Linked DNA regions of Homo sapiens: region 2 is linked to region 1. The links are chromatin loops, found by intact Hi-C in ENCODE. Cell type or tissue: MCF 10A. All regions are shown on one strand. Each heading gives the region's core, and the rest is flanking DNA. Links, peaks and the distances in the headings are about the cores only.

Evidence for each region. Peaks named below come from ENCODE experiments on the same cell type or tissue, not always from the same donor. Only the 100,000 strongest peaks of a DNase experiment are listed, where the experiment ranks them.
Region 2: a loop joins it to region 1, with 31 times the contacts of the local background. A loop is called at or near these places in 5 of 110 quality-filtered maps.

What each region holds. Positions count from the first base shown.
Region 1 is chr3:156,377,697-156,387,967 of GRCh38, forward strand. The region is part of intron 1 of KCNAB1 (potassium voltage-gated channel subfamily A regulatory beta subunit 1); the gene reads left to right. Among named protein-coding and RNA genes, the nearest start is that of KCNAB1-AS1, 64 kb to the right of the region's middle. In MCF 10A, for the core only: a CTCF peak has its summit at 4,976 (motif pointing left); a DNase peak (open chromatin) is centred at 4,945.
Region 2 is chr3:155,991,175-156,001,445 of GRCh38, forward strand. No RefSeq gene overlaps it. Among named protein-coding and RNA genes, the nearest start is that of KCNAB1, 120 kb to the right of the region's middle. In MCF 10A, for the core only: a CTCF peak has its summit at 4,557 (motif pointing right); a DNase peak (open chromatin) is centred at 4,587.

The DNA of each region.
Region 1 (10,271 bases), core at 1,176-9,175:
TAAATACCTGCAGGTGTGATATGAGAGCGATTGCTAAGAAAACTTTATCCAAGCCCATCTGGGAAAATAGCTTTTCAAGTTCATTACGAAAAGAAAGGCCCAGTAAAGCTTCCATAAGAACAAGCTTAGCTTGTGGAAAGTGCTGAGAAAAGCTGATTTATTCTCGGTGTGCTTCCCTATTTTTATGGGTTGCCTCAACTTTTCTTCAGACAGGAACGATTGGTTCCAATAGTGTCACATGCAGAGAGACACTGTCAGTGTAAGTCTCCGGGGAGGTGCTATGGAAGGTGTGGTATGCATGGGGAGGAGCCCGCCTGACTTTCTGAAGAAGGATAATTAATGTGTATATGGACATGCAGGGAGCCTTTATCTTCAGAACACATTTCAGAAATGAAAAAGCAAACAAAGCGGGTGATGAGGAAAATGGATTTGCTGTAACTAAGGAACAGACCTGGGTAGAGAAGTAAAGACGAGAAACTCAGCTCTTCATCATTAGAATGCTCCAGAGTCCAGAGCTTAGGAGCGGAGATCACTCCTAAGTGTTTGGGTCTGCAAACTAGGACACCTAGTTTATACCTAGTCCCAGAACAAAGGGTGGAGGAGGTAGGATTGAAAGCCACTATTTGGTGGAGCTTCTCTGACCCTTACAGTCCACCCAGAAAAAAAGGCAGACACCTCCAGCCTGAAATTTGGAGGAAACCTTAGAATTTTGCCCCTTAAACTTGGGCACTGAACTATGCATGCATGGTTTGTTTTCAGAAAGCCTGTTTCTTAAGTTGGCCTATCTATCTCCCCTTAGCCCTTTTTGGCCAGTTCACACCCTTCCTTCTTCCTCAACCTTTCTCTGAGCATCTATGTTCAAGAAATCCCTCATCCCCTCCTCTGAACTCCAGTGGTGTGTCATTTATTCAACGTTAAATCAGGTCCTGCTTCCCTGTTTTCCTTTCTATGTGCACTCACTTCATCTCCCCAGTGTGGCCATAGAGTTCTGGATGGCGGGCTTCATGACTGGTTCATCTTGCGGTCTCTAGAACCCAACATAGTGCCTGGGTTGATACTCCAAACATGTTTATTGGTTGGGTTCTCTCTTACCTTAAGGTGGCTCCAAGCCCAGGAACGAGGAGGGTCAAGAGCCAAGCTGGACTCAACAGAAGCCAGGAGCAGGGACCCAAAAACAGAGGGAGGAGGGTCTACAAAAGAGAAAATGGAATGTCCCCCAGTGCCTCAAGCTGGCATGGGAACCATTCCAGGAGTCAAAGGCTGTCTCTGACAGTTTCTGCTGAAAAATCCCCAGAGCTGTGGGGGCTCTTGCCTGCAAGGATCATGCTTTCTGTGGGACTTACAGCCAACCAGTTCCCTAGGAACAGTTTGAGGGGGATTTGCTGATTCATCTGTTTTAATCCCTCTGGGAAGAACTCTGTGAGCATTGCATGGCAGCAGCACTCTGAAGGCAGGTGACGATCCCGCTGAGAAGAGTCGGGATCCTGTCTGTTTCTGAGCTTGGTTGATTTAACAAATATATACTGGGGCCCTATTATGTCTGCAAGCTCTGTTCCAGGTGCTGGGGACATAGCAATAAACAAATCCAACAAACATCTCTGCCCTTGTGGAGCTTACATTTTAACTGGGGAAGAACAGATAAATAAGATGAGGAAATCATGTACTATGTTAGGTGGTGTTAAGTGCTATACATAAAGATAGAAAAGGAAGGTGGATGAGGGTGTTGGTGTGGGAATTGTATTTTTTAAAGGGTACTCAGGGAAGGCTTTCTTGGGAAGGTGACACATGAGCTGGAGGAGGTGAGGGAGTGAGCCATGTGATAATCTGGGGAAGATTTCCAGGTACAGGGAACAGCCTGTGCAAATGTCTGCAGCAGGAGTGTGCCCAGCATGTTAAGAAAAAGCAAGGGGGCCCCTGTGGAACCACAGAGTGAACAAGGGGAGAAGAGTAGAGCAGGTCAGGGAGATAGCAGGAGCCAGACCTTGTAGGCCTTTGCATGGAGGGAAATGGGACTTCACCAGCGGGTTTTGAGCAAAGCAGTGATGGGATCTGATTTGTGTTTTAATAAGATCACTCTGGCCACTGCATAGGGGCTTAGGTTAGAGGCACAGAGACTCTTGGGAGGTGGTTTCAATGATCTAGGAAGAGGTGGTGGCAGTAGAAGTGGTAAGCAACAATTTTTTTCCAGACATACTCTAAAGGTAGAGTAGACGAGATTTACTTCACCATGCGGTGGATGTAGTGTGTGAAATGGAAGAGTCAGGACTAGTGCTAAGGTTTCAGCCTGAATAACTAGAAGGATGTGGCTGCTCTAAGTCCTCTTTCTGCAAGTTCCCTTTCCTACACCTCATAATTCTAGATATGGGGCTTCTCACCACAAGCACATGGAGGCTACTGAACAGTCACATTGCAGCAAGTTGGCTTTCTGCTCTCTGACCCCTCCCCATCCATCAGCTGAGGTCTCTAAACAAACCTGATCCTTCTCCAGCGCCTTCCCCTCTATCTTCCATTGCCAGGAAGAGAGCAGAAAACCAGGGTGACAACATGTGGCAGCTTTGTCTTCTTAGTTGGTTTGTATTATAGAAAAATATTCACCATGTTCTCCTCCAGTGTACCTTGATTTTGTGCATGTTTTGTTCTATACAATGACTGATATTTACTTTTGATAGCTATATGCATTCCTTGGTGTACTGAGCATTTATTTCGGAAGTCCTGAATGATATTTTGAAGCCTTTCAATTTAGATTTAAGAATACTTAAAACCTAAGCTCTCCAAAATAACACAACTATTTCACAAAAAACTAGCATTAGATTTCAGTCTCCAGATTGAACACATTTCTAGAGCACTTATCAGGTAGATTTCCAGGTAGAGGGATCAGCCTGTGCAAATATTTGCAGCAGGAGTGTGCCCAGCATGTTTAGTGAAGCCATTACTAAATTTGGTGAGGTTGGGAATGAGGTATAATTTCAAAGATGAATAAAATATAGCCTTAGGGAAATTAGAAACTAGGGAGAAAGGTAAAATAACCTACTTTTTCTTCCTTCCTCCCTGAAACGTATTAAACATCAAATAGGTTCAAGAATTACATAAGATGCTAAAGGCACAAATACACAAAATAGATCTGGTCCCTGATTTTGAGGGGTATAGTCTGCTGAGGGAGACATCAGCCTCCAACTAAACTCACTATAACAGGAGATGGAAAATCTTTCAGAAGAGAGCCATAAACAAAGAGCCACTATAATAGTGCATTAAATATTTCAAATTTACTAAAAGAGTAGATTTTAAATGTTTTCACCACAAAAAAATAAGGATGTGAGGCGATGCATTTGTTAATTCGCCTGATTTAATCATTCCACACTGTAAGCGTATATCAAAGCATCATATTGGGTCCCAAAAACATATAGAATTGGCATTTCTCAATTGAAAATAACACTAAAAAACAAACCAAAAAAGCGCCCAAAGAGCCATTAGACCACAGATGAAGGAGTATGGAGTATTTAAAGCTGAGTCTTGGGATTAGGGAATTTTGCAGATAGGTGGTGATATCTGAACTGGCCGGTTAAAGGATGGACATTTCTGCAAAAGGAGAAAGAACATTTTTGGCTGAGGGAACAGCATGAGATCCTCCAAAGTGTGTAGCAGTTTTAGAGAAGAGTCCCAGTAGAGGATACTGAGGGGATTCTGGTGATAATGAGGAGATTAGGAAGTGAGCCAGGGCCATGTGGTAAAGGAAGTGAAGCCTCCAGTGTAGAGAGAATAGAGCATTCACTCCTTCACCAAGGCTGGGGTCTCCTTGCCCACAAGCAGATGTTCTAACATGGGTGTCTTCCAAGTGAACACAGTCAGCAAGAGCCTTATCACAAGTTTCTTTAATAGGCTCTTCAGGGAAATTTACAGAACTTCTCACTGAACTAAATCAGTGGACATTTTGAAAGCTGGAAGGCAATTATAAGCTGGGCCAGAAACACAAAATGAGGAAAGGATCTTGTGGAAAATGGAGCTGTTTCAGCAGGCAGGAAACACAGGGAAGTGGTTCTAACACACTACTACTACCTAGTTCCTTCTCTGCTCACCTCCATATCCTGTGGCCCCTGGAAAAGATGAGACCTGGGTAAAACTGGTAATACCTATCCAGTCATTTGACACGTGAAAGGTTCCCAAGACTCAACTGCCACATTAGCCTTGCACAGATGCTTAACATTTCATTATATTTACTCTTTTAGCTGCAAAGAAAAAGATGAAATGCAAACTCTTTTGAAGGAACAGTGCAGCTAAGTTGAAAGAACACTGGATCAAGAATCAAGAAACCTAACCTCATTTTTACTTCACCTGAAGAGCTGTGTGGCCCTAGGTACAATAGGGCCACACAATTCATCTGTAAAGTTCCCCAACACACTGCCCATTCCAAAATCTTGGGGAAATTTAAAAGCTATATTCATTTCCAGGTCCCATCCAGATCTACTGAATCATAATCTCCAGAAGTGAGATCCAGAACCTGCATTTTCAGGCTGGGTGAGTGGCTCACACCTGTAATCCCAGCGCTTTGGGAGGCTGAGGCGGGTGTATCACCTGAGGTCGGGAGTTTGGGACCAGCCTGACCAACATGGAGAAACGCATCTCTACTAAAAATACAAAATTAGCTGGGCATGGTGGTGCATGCCTGTAATCCCAGCTACTCAGGAGGCTGAGGTAGGAGAATCTCTTGAACCCAGGAGGTGGAGGTTGCAGTGAGCCAAGATCACACCATTGCACTCCAGCCTGGGCAACAAGAGAGAAACTCCGTCTCAAAACAAACAAACGAAAACAAAAAACAAACAAAAAAACCAACCAACCAACCAAACAGAACCTGCATTTTCTAGTCTTTTTGTGATACTGGTTGGTGCCATTTACCGACTATTTTTTGTCCCACTAGCTTCTGGGAACCAAGTAGAGTTGCATTTTGTGGCCCCCTTGTGGTGAGGTGGGGCCATGGGAACAGTTCTGGCCACTGAGTGGGAAGTAGAAGGGGCAAGTGTCTCTTCCTGACTGGAGCATGGAATTGCCAGACTGAGACTGTCCCAGGTTGTTTTTCCCTCTGGCTTTGCAAGCAACCACTTTGGGATCTCCAAGTGACCACCATAAGCAGAGCACCCTGCCTACCTGCAATGAAAAAGAAGCCTGAGGGCTTGTTACATGTCGCTGAGGTGTGGAGCTTGTTAGCGCAGCCTAACCTAGCTTAGACTGACTGATAACCATCCTCTGGTGATTTGTACACAGTCAGCCTGATGCCAGGCTTTGACAAACTCGGGCTAGATGATCTTTCGGGTGCTTTCTACGTCTGAACTTTGTTGGTTCTGTAAACAGGTTATTAGCTATTAACTTCTGGTAAGATGCTTACTGGCCATCCGATGGGAAAAGCCCTTGTCAGGTCTTTCTGAGAGCTGCTCTTGCAAAATAGGCAGTGTGAAGAGATTAGATTGGGGATGGGGGCAGGGCAGAGCTCTCAGAGAGAGCAGCTATATAGTTGGGAGCAAGGAGTAGGTACATTCCCAAGGGTCAATTCAAGTTGGCCTGAAAGCCAACTTGGCAGCTGGAATTTCTATTTCTACTTTTAACAATTCAACATTTCCTGCCACTAGAATTTGTATATAAATGAATGGGTAATCTGCTTCAGGGGTTTTCATCCTGGGTGAAGATGGTCCCTTAAAATTTTGCTTGCCTGGAAACCCTTTTGTATGAGGCCTAAACTCCTTAGCACTGTAATTTAGGCCACTTCAATCCACTCTTAGGATAAATACCCATCCTGATTTGCCCAGAATTATCCCAGTTTTGCACTGAAAGTCTGGCATCCTAGGAATTCCTCAGTTCTGGGCAAACTGGGACAGTTGGTCACCCTACAGGCCATTTTGTTTCTTTCTAATAACATCACTGTGAAGATAAATTCTCCTCACCCCACCCTGATACTTGGCAAAGTTAGGTTTCAAGCTCTTCCCATGTGCTCTGGCTCAAGTCAGAAAAAAATAAAACCTCAACAGCTTCTGTTCTGCAGAAAGAGGTTTACAGATTTCAATATGCTAGCCAAAAAGAAAAAAATTATTCTCAGCTTGATTCTTTTGCCAGCTTGATAGGCATCGGCAGAGATGGGTGGTTTCCAACAGCGTTTTTCGCCCCTGAGCTGGTTTTGAGCCTCGCAGCTCTGCCACTTGACGGCATCCAGGTTTCCAGACGCTGGCAGGGATGCTACAGTCTGTCACCATCAGGCCTGCTTTGAGTTTTTCTGTTCTGACAGCTAGACAAGATGTCATTTGAAGGGTGTTTAGTACTTGGGTGGTTGTTTTCAGGGTGGGTGAGCCCCAGAGTAGATTTGATTCAGGAAACATTAAATGTTGGAGGCTGGTCTGTATCCTACTTGAAGAGTCAGATTAAAGGGTTGTATAAAATTAGGCACTTTTTATTCTGCAATTAAATAAGTTCACTGCCCTTTTGCTAAAAATGGATAATGGACAACTGAATGGCAGCTTGTTGGAAAATGGTGAAACCCAGAGTGGCTAAAGCTGATACAGCATTTGCTTCACCACCGTCTTTTTACAAGATATTATGAAGTGACTAAGGAGAGTATATTCAACTTTCAGAAAATACTTCTGAGTGAACTCTTTGCCTGAATGTCCTTCTACTCTGCAGCCTAGTAGCCCGATAGTAAAGAATGATTTGCTGAAAAGCCCGATTTTCCCTTTCTTCATCACTCTCTTCCCTCCTTTAGCTCTCAAAAAGTCCTGGGTCTCAGACCAAAGGTTGTTCTAGAAACAACTTGCTCTTGGAGAAATGTACCAAAGGAAAATGGAGTGCAAAAGCAAAAAAAGTCTATTTCTAGGGAGACCAAATTAGGAAGAAATGAGAACATGAGATATGAGTAGAAAGAAAGGAAGGGAAATAAGGACCTTTCTAGAGGCAGGGATGGTTCATGTGGTAGGCAGTCATTAGGTGCCAGGGAATATAGTTGAAGATGTGCTGGGATAGGCTTCTTGTTTCATATATTCACACTGGCACAGGAACCGCATCAGAACTTGTACTATTTCTTCTTTTAGATGAAGTTGGGTCCTCCTCAGAAAACTTCCATTCTGTGAAAACTCCCTTGGAATGGATTCCTCAGAGAGGTTTTGTTCTTCTGGCAGGAGAAGGAGGGCACCTGAAGGGGTAGGGGCACCTGGAAGGTGAAAAAGCATGGGAAGGAGGGTAAAGGCAATGAATATCATTTTTTCTACTTCAGTACCTTTCCAACAGCTGGCCCCATGGGAAGGAAAAGAAAACAAGAAAGAGTAAGAATAAAATTGTTTGGATTGGACTTTTCTCCTAACCAACCTCCTCATGAATTTAATCTCAGTAAGATTTGTGCAAGTAGAGTTTGCCTTAATGTCATTTATTTCTTTAAGACTTTGGCTTTTCCTGCCAATGCCAAAGTGCCAGTCAGAGTACCTTTAGGGCTTTCTAAATCTGGGGCTTTGAGGGAGACATCCGTGTTTGAGAAACATGTGCCCTAAGGAAGCTCAGAGATGAGGATGATGATAAAAGTGCTACTTTGGGAATCTTGTCTGCTCCAATAAGCCACATCACTCACAGTCTCCATGGCCCCCACTCCTTGTTTCTAAAATGCCTGGTTGTTTAGTGCCTTCTAGATCTTTAAGTCTATTAGCTTAGAAAGAAGCTTATCAGAGAAGAAACCAGTCTGTGTTCTGCTTTAGACAAAAGGAGGATCTTGTTGGATGGAAGAAAAAAAAAAAAGCATCCAAGTTAAAGATATACATATTGCCTACAATAAAAATAATTATTTTAATATGCTTTTCAAAAAAGCATATTTAAAACATTATTTCAAAATTAAATAAAATGTCAGATATGGCACAGTTACCTAATTTAGAAGAAACAAAAGCAAAATAAATTATACTAAGAGAAACTTTTGTAGAATAATATTTTAAGTAAAACCAGAAAAGGAAGTTTAATTTAGGTAATAACTTTATAAATGAACACAGCAAAATACATTCTTGACATTTTTCTGAATGTTAGACTCTTTCAGAAGTTTATTCATTCTCATAAGCAGTGATTTCCCTGTGATTAGCTCATTAAGTATATCTATAAATTAAAGTGAGCACTTTCTATTTTGTGTATTTGTTGTATTCTGCAGATTGGATTTCAATTTTTTTAATGTAGTTTTTCTGATTATAAATCATGAAAGATTTAATCACCTCTTTAGGTCAAAGAAATTGTATGGCTCTTCTTATCGCCCTCAAGCTTCTAAGCAATGGGTATTTCAAATAATTCAATCATGATTGTTACTGGTGGAAGGTATCCAAGTTACCAGCAGTGAATCCATACAGGTCTCTAGCAGTCTCAATTCTTGCCTCCTCAGAAGAAATAATTTGACAAAGGGGCATAAGGCAGAAAAAGAGACCGAGGCAAACTTTAGAGTAGGAGTGGAGTTTTATTTTAAAAGGCTTTAGAACAGAAAAGAAAAGATACTCTTGGAAGAGACCCAAGTGAGTAACTTGAAGAACAAGTGTGGTGTTTAACCGTGATCCTAGGACTTTATACGCTGGCCCCTTTTCCATGATTCTTCCTTTAGGGTGGGATGCCTTCATGCGCAGTGCCCTCCTTGCCATTGACAGGTGAGCACACACAGTGTGTTTAGGAAGTTGCACAAATGCCCATCTGAGGCTTTCTTCCCTTTTCCAGTGGTGTGCCCTTGGAAGGTCGTTCTCTGCCATTATGTCTCTTAATGCACATGACAGGGAAGTTGCATCTCTCTGGCATCTGCATTCAATTGACACTTCAGTGCAACAGGTGTGGACCATCAGGAAATGACCTCTCCCTGGTACTGGCTGCCAATTTATCACTTTTAGAGAGGCAATGTGATAATTGCCAAACCATCACCCGACATTCCTACTGGGTGGGGAAAGAGCCCTTTCCTGCCCTGCTCATGCCTGTCTAACTACCTGTAACATGATTATCAATATAAGTGTAAAATTAGGTCAAATTTACTTATTAGACACAGGGCATTGTTTAAAGTCACCTCACCTCATCTCTGAGGAAATCTACCAATTTCTTTACCAAACTGGGGCCAGATGCTCAAAGGTTCCCTTACCTGATAATGGTGACCACCAACAGTCTTGGAGCAAATGGGAGAGGTCCCAAAGGAAAGATGAATCTTTGAGAACCAAAGCCAGGGCTGCAAGGCCCAGCTTCCCTTTCATGTCAGCTCCTTATCCTTTGCTGATCCTGGAGGATCTGAACCTGATTCATTCATTCTTGCTTGCTTGCTTTCTCTTGCTTGCTTGCTTTCTCTCTCTCTTTTTTTTTTTTTTTTTTTTGCCTGTATGCTACTCTACAATCTCTGTAGACTTACAAAATTTTCCTCTTCAAATTGAAAAGTACTATGCATTCTAGAAGGTTGGCTGGGTCAGGGCAGATGTGGCCAGGGTGATTGACACAGGGATGAAGTCCCAGGATTCAAAAGGGTGTGGAGCGGGGTGACTGCTGAAGCAGCCCCGGGCCAGAAAAAACAAAGAATGACCACCTTTGTGCTGTAGGGATTGCCCGAGGCCAAGCCAGGGAGCTGAATGTTGTGATCTAACCTTAGGGAATGAGTACAGAGCTGGACAGAGAGACAAGCCCAAAGGTTAGAATTGGCCTAGGGATAGAATAGAGATCAAGAGCAAACAGAAAGTGATGCAGGGGATTTAATGGGGTTTCATGTTCTCAGATAAAAATGCACAGTCCTATCTTTTAATCCAGTGGCATTTCCCATTATTTAGTATAATTTTAAAACATTTTTGTTGGCTGCATATATTCCATTATAGCTGTAGTGTAATGTCTTTAGCCATTTCCTTATTGTTCAGTTACAGTGATTGATTTTCAAGATTGATTCTCATTTTTAATACATTCAAAAATTAAAATGGAAAGGACAATTACTAGACAGATCTGTATTCACCAGTGTAAGTAGAAAAATATAGATTTTTCATTGTTAACAATATAAACATACTTAACAAGCAGGGGCAATCTTGCAGCCATTAGGGTGAATCAGTGTTTTAGACCAAGCAACTCTGAATGCTGAAAATGGTGTGAATGAGCGGGCACTCTTGGAGATGTGTGCAGGATATGGACTTATTTTTTTAAAATCCAAACCATTATAGAAGAAAAGAGTCAGAGATTTTTCTTAGAAGAATAAAGTTAAGACTAAATTAAATGGTAAAGAAAATTCACCGCGTATTTGTTATTGTACTTTTAAAAATTCTTCTCTAAGT
Region 2 (10,271 bases), core at 1,530-9,529, 390 kb before region 1:
TTTTACCGCCTTTCATTTGCAGAGTCTGAGAAGCCCCTTCTGGCCTTTACCATATGAAAGTTTTACAGCAACTGTAATATTTAGAGAAAACACACACAAAGGATGGGAATGGAAGCCTCGGCAGTCTTCTCAGCAGAGGGCCTCCCAGCAGACTGGATTTATTGGACTTTTCATTTTCCCTCACCATTTGGATTTTCAAAGACTTTTTATTAGTTCAGCCTTTAAAGCAGAAAAAATCAGCCAATTTGTTACAAACCACTGCAGCTTCAGTCCCCTGAAGCCAAGAACAACCGCTCAGCTCTTCCAACTTGGCTGCAAAGCAACATCTGTTAAGTCTCCTGTGCTCACCTCCCCAGCCAAAGAGACGTCACACCTGCAGTGCTGGGATTTTGTGAAAAAAATGGAAATAGCGTATTGTATACATCTTTTTTTCCAATATCTTTTGCTTTATGTTAATGCTTCTAGTTCAGGAGTGTCTGAAGTATTTCACAATGCTTAACAGAGCAAGGTTTGTCCCTTAGTTTTGGGTCATTTGTTAATTCTGTAAGTATTTGCTGAGCATATGTGTAAGACACGTGGCTCTAATTCCCACCAGGTAGTTGTTAGGTTGGCCTCTTCCTTTTGTGATGAGATCTTGTGTTTGTATTTTTTCTTTGGACTGCTCTGATCATGGTTCTATCAGATAAACAAATGCTGGAAATTAGTTGCCAGTCTGGTCAATTTGTTAGGTGGCTTTTCAAATTGTTACACAGGGAGTTGATGTTCTTGGAAACAGAAGGAAGAAGTATGGGTGCCTTATGAACCATTAGGTTTCAGTAAATAGCACCTGCTTTTCACACCACGCTGGGGTAAGGCATAGAATGAGGCATAGCATAGATATGGTATAGCATACCTGGTGGTGTAGGTCATCCAGCAGTTATGTGCAGGAGGATTTTGAGTGGAGATGATCAGCACACTGAAAACAACAAAATAGGAAGACCACAAATGTGTCTCTGGGTAATAATATACTATAGTATAGTGGGTGGATCTTAGATTCACCTGAAATCTTAAGCATCAACTGCATTTTCTAGCCTTGGGATCATGGGTGTCTCAAATTTCTGAGCTCGAGTTTACTGAAAGTAATAGGAACGTTTGTGCTTGCAGTTGCTGAAAAAAAATTAAGTGAGCTACTGTAGGTGCTCATTAAATGTTGGCCTTTGCTTATGGCCACCTAAGAGGAAAATAAAGGAAGTAGAAAGCTCAGTTCTAGTATTCAGAAGCTGGCAGTTCAGTTAGGGAGGTGAGACACAGACTCTACATAAAACCACCAGAGTAAATGCCTCTGAGACAAAACTGAAATGGCATGAGTTAACATATTCTGTCCCCTCATCACCGCCAGTTCTGGAAATGAAAGACTGACTTTTCTTTAAAAAATATGTTTATGGGCCAGGCGCAATGGCTTACGCATGTAATCCTAGCACTTTGAGAGGCTGAGGTGGGCAGATCACGAGGTCAAGAGTTCGAGACAAGCCTGGCCAACATGGTGAAACCCCGACTCTACTAAAAATGCAAAAATTAGCCAGGCATGGTGGCGTGTGCCTGTAGTCCCCGCTACTTGGGAGGCTGAGGCCAAGAATCTCTTGAACCCGGGAGGTGGAGGTTTCAGTGAGCCGAGATGGTGCCTGGGTGACAGAGCAAGACTCTATCTCAAAAAAAAAAAAATGTGTTTATGCTTTTTTTTTTTTTTTTTTTTTTTGAGACAGGGTCTCGCTGTCTCACCCAGACTGGAGTGCTGTGGCACAATCATGGCTCACTGCAGCCTCAAACTTGGGGGCTGAAGCAATTCTCCCACCTCAGCCTCTGGAGTTGCTGGGACCACAGGTGCACGCCACCATGCCTGGCTAATTTTTAAAATTTTTTTTGTAGAGATGGGATCTCCCTATGTTTCCCAGGCTGATCTTGAACTCCTGGGCTCAACTGATCCTCCTGCCTCGGCCTCCCAAAAACCTGGGATTACAGGCATGAGCCACTATGCCCAGCTGTGTGTTTACGCTTGATGTCCAGAAAGCTTTTTATAAAGCAAAAACCCTTCTCTTTAGAGGAAATCAAATGCTTGGGTTTTAAATTAGGCTCAAACATACATCCTCACAAATGTGCACACAAATATTATAGTGACTTTAAGGCTCCATTAGGATGTTCAGCTGAGAGTTGTGCAAATGTTTGATCCATCTGGTGACAGCTCATAGAATGTGTTATTTCCAATGTTTGCAAATAACAATCTAAATAGAAATATGCTTGAAGATATTCTGTTAATGTGTATGCACTGAAAAGCAATTTCCTTTCCATATTATATATTAAAAGAATTGAAACCCTCCCTTGTATTTGCAATTGTATAAATGTCTTCATGCTATTTAAGGTGCAGGTCATGGCAGGAGAGCGTGAACGTGTCATTTGATAGTTCTTGGTCAATGCGGGTATAGTCTCTAGCAGTGGTCTTTTTTTGAAGTATTTCAAATTTTCATTGGTTTTATGCCAGCGAGTGGAAAAAGTAAGGGCTTTGCAGCTAGTGAGACTTAGGTTCTAATACATATCCTTTGGAACAAGGTGTTCAAAATTTGCTGGGATAATGATGGTGACATTTGCATAGGAGACATGGAATCTTCTGCTATCAAGGATTAAGACCTTTTCCTTCGCATGTTAACTGCTATTAAAACATCTCTGGGGAGCCGAGCGTGGTGGCTCACGCCTGTAATCCCAGCACTTTGGGAGGCTGAGGCGGGTGGATCACGAGGTCAGGAGATCGAGACCATCCTGGCTAACATGGTGAAATCCCGTCTCTACTAAAAATACAAAAAATTAGCCGGGCGTGGTGGCGGGCGCCTGTAGTCCCAGCTGCTAGGGAGGCTGAGGCAAGAGAATGGCATGAACCCGGAAGGCGGAGCTTGCAGTGAGCCGAGATTGTGCCACTGCACTCCAGCCTGGGTGACAGAGCGACACTCCGTCTCAAAAACAAAGCAAAACAAAACAAAAAAAACTCTGATGATTGAAACTGTTATTAAATGGAAAGCAGTGTAAAAAAGGCCACTTGAGACCTCCCCGGGGGGGATTTACTAGAAAGGCGAACCCCAGTGCCATGCCAGTGCCTCGGATATCTTGGGCGAAGGAGACAGCTTTGGATGCAGCTTGTGTCTGAAGCTGGAATCTGAAAGCTTATTCTTAGGCAGTGAGCTTAGCAATGTTTTGGAGGAAGTCTGAATGACCAACTGGGGTGTCTGTTGACTTTACATCTCACAAAGTTTCTGGTCTCATACATGGGGTAGTGTAGCTGCAGGTTGTTAGGTTAATTAGTTTCTAGGGGCCGTTGTGCTATTCTGAAGCCTCATGAGCTTTATTCCATTTGTGAAATTGGGGGAGGGATGTGGAGGTTGGAGGGTTAAGGGCTGGGAATAAGGTGAATCCTGGTGTGGTGCTAGCTAAAGAGGGGGACTGATGGAGTGTTAAAGGAGTCAGGGATTGGAGATGTCTGATCCCTCGTCTTCTTGGAGAAGCAATTAAATTAATTAATAGCATTGTTGGAACTTGTTCTGTCATGAGTTCTGATTTTCTCTATAGTCTTGAACTCCTGGGCTCAACTGATCCTCCTGCCTCGGCCTCCCAAAGAGCTGGGATTACACTTTCTCCTAGGTTCATACATACATCTCATTAAATGTACATACATCTCATTCATCATCTCATTAAAAATGAGATGATGTATGTATGAACCTAGGAGAAAGAAAAAGGAGTAAGTTATTTGACTAGCCTTCCACTTAATGTGGAACTGCCCGTTGCTCAGGTGTCAGTGGCCACTATTCCTGAACCCATGTGCATTCCAATCGAGCTGCCCCTCTGGGAGCTCCTGCATCACTCAGTGTATTTTTTGAGGAGATAAATGTAAACTTTTGGCCTTTTCATTGATCACTTTCCCTGTGTTAGATTGTTCTCAGGGGTAGAGAATTCAGAACTCTACATGGCGTTGCTCACAACTTTCTGAATGAACTCAGGCAAATCTCAACCTTAAAGAATGTTGAGCACAAAAACATTAATTTTACCTGCTTTAGATGTTTGATGCTAAATTAAAGTGAGAAAATGCATATGAAAGTGCATTGCAATATGACTCTTTATTAGACATGGAAGGACACAGAACATGCAGAGGGAAGCATTTTTAAGCATTACTAGAAGACCAGAATCAAATTTAATATTCCCTTAAAGTAAATAAGTATTTATACATTAAAGCCCACCAATGAAGGACCATCAGGAACACATTTATTGTAGTACGAAGAAATTATACTTATTTTTCTTGCTGTTGCAAGACTGAAAGCACCTTAAATAAATGATGAGGAGTTGGAAGAAGCTTGTCATAGTATGTGAGTGTGTGCTGGATGATTCAAGGGAGGATTGAGGAGGTGGGGAGCAATTCTGAATTGGATGTTTCAGGAAGCAGGAGCAATTTTGTGACTGAATATCGTAATGATTTTTATCTATAAGATAGAAGGACGACAGTGGTTTTCCTTGGTGAGGTAAAGGAGAAGCAGTCACTCATGTTAGACAGAAGAGGGGGCTGTTTTACTATTTTTGTGATTTCAGAGTGGCCTTATCTGTGTCTCATTCCAAATACGGGCTTGGAATGGACTTGTTTAGACATTGTTTCTATTCTGTGATTGTGGTTTATATGCAATTGGAAATATTATGGCCTAGTTGCCAGCAGGTCTGCTTTTCATTTTCTTGCCTGGTTTCAGGTATGAATATTTGCTTTATCCCCTTTTCTGGAAGGCAAAGAAAGAAGTCATATTCTAGAAGGGGGCCAAGCCTGAGCACTAAGATAGAGGGTCTCCACCTGGGCTTTGGAGATTAGTAAAGGATAAGAATTAAGTTACAAGAGCAAAATGGTAAACGAGTAACGGTAAATGCTCAAGGAGTGAAGCATACCAGAGAAGGTGCATGGGAGATGGCCCTGAAGAGGCTGAGTGTAGCTCCTCCTGCAGGTGTGTTTTTACACAGGTACGCATAAGGAGCACATAGGTTCTTATGAGAACCACACAGATACATATAAGGAGCCCACGAGTATGTACAAGGAGCACACAGGTATGAATAAGGAGGCCACAGGCACTTCTAAGGAACACATGGGTACACGTAAGGAGGCCATAAAAGGTGAATAGAATTTTTGTTTTCTGACTTCAAATGTAACAACTAGACTCCCACCTCAATGCCAAAGTTTTAATTTTACCTCCATATTACCTTCCTGTGATTCCTTACTTATAGTTTTTACCTATATATGTAATGTTCATTTTAATCTTTAACATTGGTTACTTTTGGGAAGTGATACCAAAGTGTTTAGGGAGGCGTCATCACTCTGCTTTATATACTTATACATTGTTTAAACTTTATGGGCTAATTTATTTATAATTAAATTAGTACATTAAAAACAAAAAAGAAACAATTTAATAGTGGTGGTGGTGGAGGATCATGTGATTTTTTTTTGGTGATGTTCTCTGAAGGATGATTTTCTAATTAATCTGTTTTTTTTGAAGGGAAATTCAAAATTCCCCCTTATGAAGGGGGTGGTGTAGGTGTCTTGGATCTGTTGAAAAGACAGTTTTGAGGAGAATTATGATTATGATTATGATAAAATTATGATTCTAATACAAGTGTAAAATGAAAAATGTAAATGAATTTTATTTAATTCGTTAATTAATGGGAACCAGTAATATGTACAAACAATCCAGGAGAATTCAAAGATCAGACCCATATATTGGCAATGAGGAATGCTGAAATGAATTTGCTTAATAAATGCAAAACTGGCTTCTTGGAAAAAAATGGATGTCATTTTGCACTTCTCCCTGGCAAAATTCATTTGCAGTCTGTGAACAGGAGTCATTTGCATTGCTGGCAGTGACCTATGTTTACAGAGTTGTCTGGTTGCAAGATGCACCACTGGACAAGACACCCAGTAATCTTATTTGCCCATTTCAAAGTTTTCAACACTTTTTCCTGCCAGCTCAGAATAACATTTGTTAAAATTCAGTCATTCCTCACCGGGCGCAGTGGCTCACGCCTGTAATCCCAGCACTTTGGAAGGCTGAGGTGGGCAGATGTCTTGAGGTCAGGAGTTGAGGCCACCCTGGCCAACATGGCGAAAGCCTGTCTCTACTAAAAATACAAAAATTAGCTGAGTGTGGTGGCAGGCGCCTGTAGTCCCTGCTAGTTGGGAGGTTGAGGTGGGAGAATTGCTTGAACCCAGGAAGCAGAGGCTGTAGCAAGCCAAAATCGCGCCACTGCACTCCAGCCTGGGTGACAGAGTGAGACTTCCTCTCAAAAAAAAAAAAAAAAAAAAAAAATTCAGTCATTCCTGCCTAATACCTGTACTTAAGATTACATACATAAAAAGAGAAAATGGGCCAAGTGCGGTGGCTCACGCCTGTAATCCCAACACTTCGGGAGGCCAAGGTGGGCGGATCATGAGGTCAGGGGTTCAAGACCAGCCTGGCCAACATGGTAAAACCCCATCTCTACTAAAAATACAAAAAATTAGCCAGGCATGGTGGCACGCGCCTGTAGTCCCAGCTACTCGGGAGGCTGAGGCAGGAGAATGGCGTGAACCTGGGAGGTGGAGCTTGCAGTGAGCTGAGATCGCGCCACTGCACTCCAGCCTGGGTGACAATTGAAGACTCCATCTCAAAAAAAAAAAAAAAAAAAAAGAAAAGAAAAGAAAATGGAGAATATTAAATGAAATAATAAATTGATTATTTGTTATAATTTTATTCTGATGTTTATTTCTGTTGATAAGTGACCAATCCAAAATGATTGTAAAAGAAAAATTTCACTGACTTCAAGGATGTTAATGACATAATTATCAGCAAATAGTTTTAAATTTGCTTGTATTTTCTCTTTTTATACTTTAAGTTCTGGGATACATGTGCAGAACGTGCAGGTTTGTTACATAGGTATACACGTGCCATGGTGGTTTGCTGCACCCATCAACCCATCATCTACATTAGGTATTTCTATAATGCTATCCCTTACCTATCCGTTCAATCCCCAATGGGCCCTGGAGTTCCACTCCATGTGTCCATGTGTTCTCATTGTTCAACTCCCATTTATGAATGAGATCGTGCCATGTTTGGTTTTCTGTTCTTGTGTTAGTTTGCTGAGAATGATGGCTTCCAGCTTCATCCATGTCCCTGGAAAGGACATGAACTCATCCTTTTTTATGGCTGCATAGTATTCTATGGTGTAAATGTGCCACATTTTCTTTATCTGGTCTATCATTGATGAGCATTTGGGTTGGTTCTAAGTCTTTGCTATTGTGAACAGTGCTGCAATAAACATACGTGTGCATGTGTCTTTGTAGTGGAATGATTTATAATCCTTTGGGTATATGCTCAGCAATGAGATTGCTGGGCCAAATGGTATTACTGGTTCTACATCCTTGAGGAATTGCCACACTGTCTTCTGCAATGGTTGAACTAATTTACACTCCCACCAACAGTGTAAAGGCATTCCTATTTTTCCACATCCTCTCCAGCATCTGTTGTTTCGTGACTTTTTAATGATCACCATTCTAACTGGCATGAGATGGTATCTCATTGTGGTTTTGATTTGCGTTTCTCTAGTGACCAGTGATGATGAGCTTTTTTTCATATGTTTGCGGGCTGCATAAATGTCTTCTTTTGAGAAGTGTCTGTTCATATCCTTCACCCACTTTTTGATGGGGCTATTTTTTTCTTGTACATTTGTTTAAGTTCCTTGTAGATTCTGGATGTTAGACCTTTGTCAGATGGCAAAAACTTTCTCCCATTCTGTAGGTTGCCTGTTCACTCTGATGATAATTTCTTTTGCTGTGCAGAAGCTCTTTAGTTTAATTAGATCCCATTAGTCAATTTTGGCTTTTGTTTCCATTGCTTTTGGTGTCTTAGTCATGAAGTCTTTGCCCGTGCCTATGTCCTGAATGGTATTGCCTAGATTTTCTTCTAGGGTTTTTATGGTTTTAGGTCATATGTTTAGGTCTTTAATCCATCTTGAGTTAATTTTTGTATAAGGTGTAAGGAAGAGGTCCAGTTTCAGTTTTCTGCATATGGCTAGCCAGTTTTCCAAACACCATTTATTAAATAGACAGTGGTTTCCCCATTGCTTGTTTTTGTCAGGTTTGTCGAAGATCAGATGGTTGTAGATGTGTGGCATTATATCTGAGGCCTCTGTTCTGTTACATTGGTTTATATATCTGTTTTGGTACCAGTACCATGCTGTTTTGGTTATTGTAGGCTTGTAATATAGTTTGAAGTCAGGTAGTGTGATGCCTCCAGCTTTGTTCTTTTGGCTTAGGATTGTCTTGGCTATATGGGCTCTTTTTTGTTTCCATATGAAATTTAAAGTAGTTTTTTTCTAATTCTGTGAAGAAAGTCAATGGTAGCTTGATGAGGATAGCATTGAATCTACAAATTACTTTGGGCAGTATGGCCATTTTCATGATATTGATTCTTCCTATTTATGAGCATGGAATGTTCTTCCATTTGTTTGTGTCCTCCTTTATTTCCTTGAGCAGTGGTTTGTAGTTCTCCTTGAAGAGATCCTTCACATCCCTTGTAAGTTGGATTCCTAGGTATTTTATTCTCTTTGTAGCAACTGTGAATGGGAATTCACTCATGATTTGGCTGTTTGGCTGTTTGTCTATTATTGGTGTATAGGAATGCTTTAATTTTTGCACATTGATTTTGTATCCTGAGACTTTGCTGAAGTTGCTTATCAGCTTAAGGAGATTTTGGGCTGAGATGATGGAGTTTTCTAAATATATGATCATGTCATCTGCAAACAGAGACAACTTCACTTCCTCTCTTCCTATTTGAATACCCTTTATTTCTTTCTCTTGCCTGATTGCCCTGGCCAGAACTTCCAATACTATGTTGAATAGGAGTGGTGAGACAGAGCATCCTTGTCTTGTGCTAGTTTTCAAAGGGAATGCTTCCAGCTTTTGCCCATTCAGTATGATATTGATTGTAGGTTTTCCATAAATAGCTCTTATTATTTTGAGATATGTTCCATCAGTATGTAGTTTATTGAGAGTTTTTAGCATGAAAGGGCTTTGAATTTTATCGAAGGCCTTTTCTGCCTCTGTTGAGATAATCATGTGGTTTTCGTCATTGGTTCTGTTTATGTGATGGATTACATTTATTGATTTGCGTGTGTTGAACCCACCTTACATCCCAGGGATGAAGCCGATTGATCATGGTGGATAAGCTTTTTAATGTGCAGCTGGATTTGGTTTGCTGGTATTTTTTGGAGGATTTTTGCATCGATGTTCATCAGGGATATTGGCCTGAAATTTTCTTTTTTTGTTGTGCCTCTGCCAGGTTTTGGTATCAGGAGATGCTGGCCTCATAAAATGAGTTAGGGAGGAGTCTCTCTTTCTCTATTGTTTGGAATAGTTTCGGAAGGAATGGTACCAGCGCCTCTTTGTACCTCTGGTAGAAATAGGCTGTGAATCTGTCTGGTCCCGCGATTTTTTTGGTTGGTAGGCTATTAATTACTGCCTCAATTTCAGAACTTGTTATTGGTTTATTCAGGGATTCGACTTCTTCTTGGTTTAGTCTTGGGAGGGTGTATGTGCCCAGGAATTTATCCATTTCTTCTAGGTTTTCTAGTTTATTTGTGTAGAGGTGTTTATAGTATTCTCTGACGGTAGTTTGTATTTCTGTGGGATTAGTGGTGATCTCCCCTTTATCCTTTTTTATTGTGTCTATTTGATTCTTCTCTCTTTTCTTCTTTATTAGTCTGGCTAGCAGTCTATCTATTTTGTTAATCTTTTCAAAAAATCAGCTCCTGGATTCATTGATTTTTTGAAGGGTTTTTCATTTCTCTTATCTCCTCCAGTTCTGCTCTGGTCTTAGTTATTAGTTGTCTTCTGCTACATTTTGAATTTGTTTGCTCCTGCTTCTCTAGTTCTTTTAATTGTGATGTTAGGGTGTTGATTTTAGGTCTTTCCTGCTTTCTCCTGTGGGCATTTAGTGCTATAAATTTCCCGCTAAACACTGGTTTAGCTGTGTCCCAGAGATTCTGGTACGTTGTGTCTTTGTTCTCACTGGTTTCAAATAATGTATTTATTTCTACCTTAATTTTATTATTTACCCAGTGGTCATTCAGGAGCAGGTTGTTCAGTTTCCATGTAGTTGTGCAGTTTTGAGTGAGTTTCCTAATCTTGAGTTTTAATTTGATGGCACTGTGGTCTGACAGACTGTTTGTTATGATTTCCATTCTTTTGC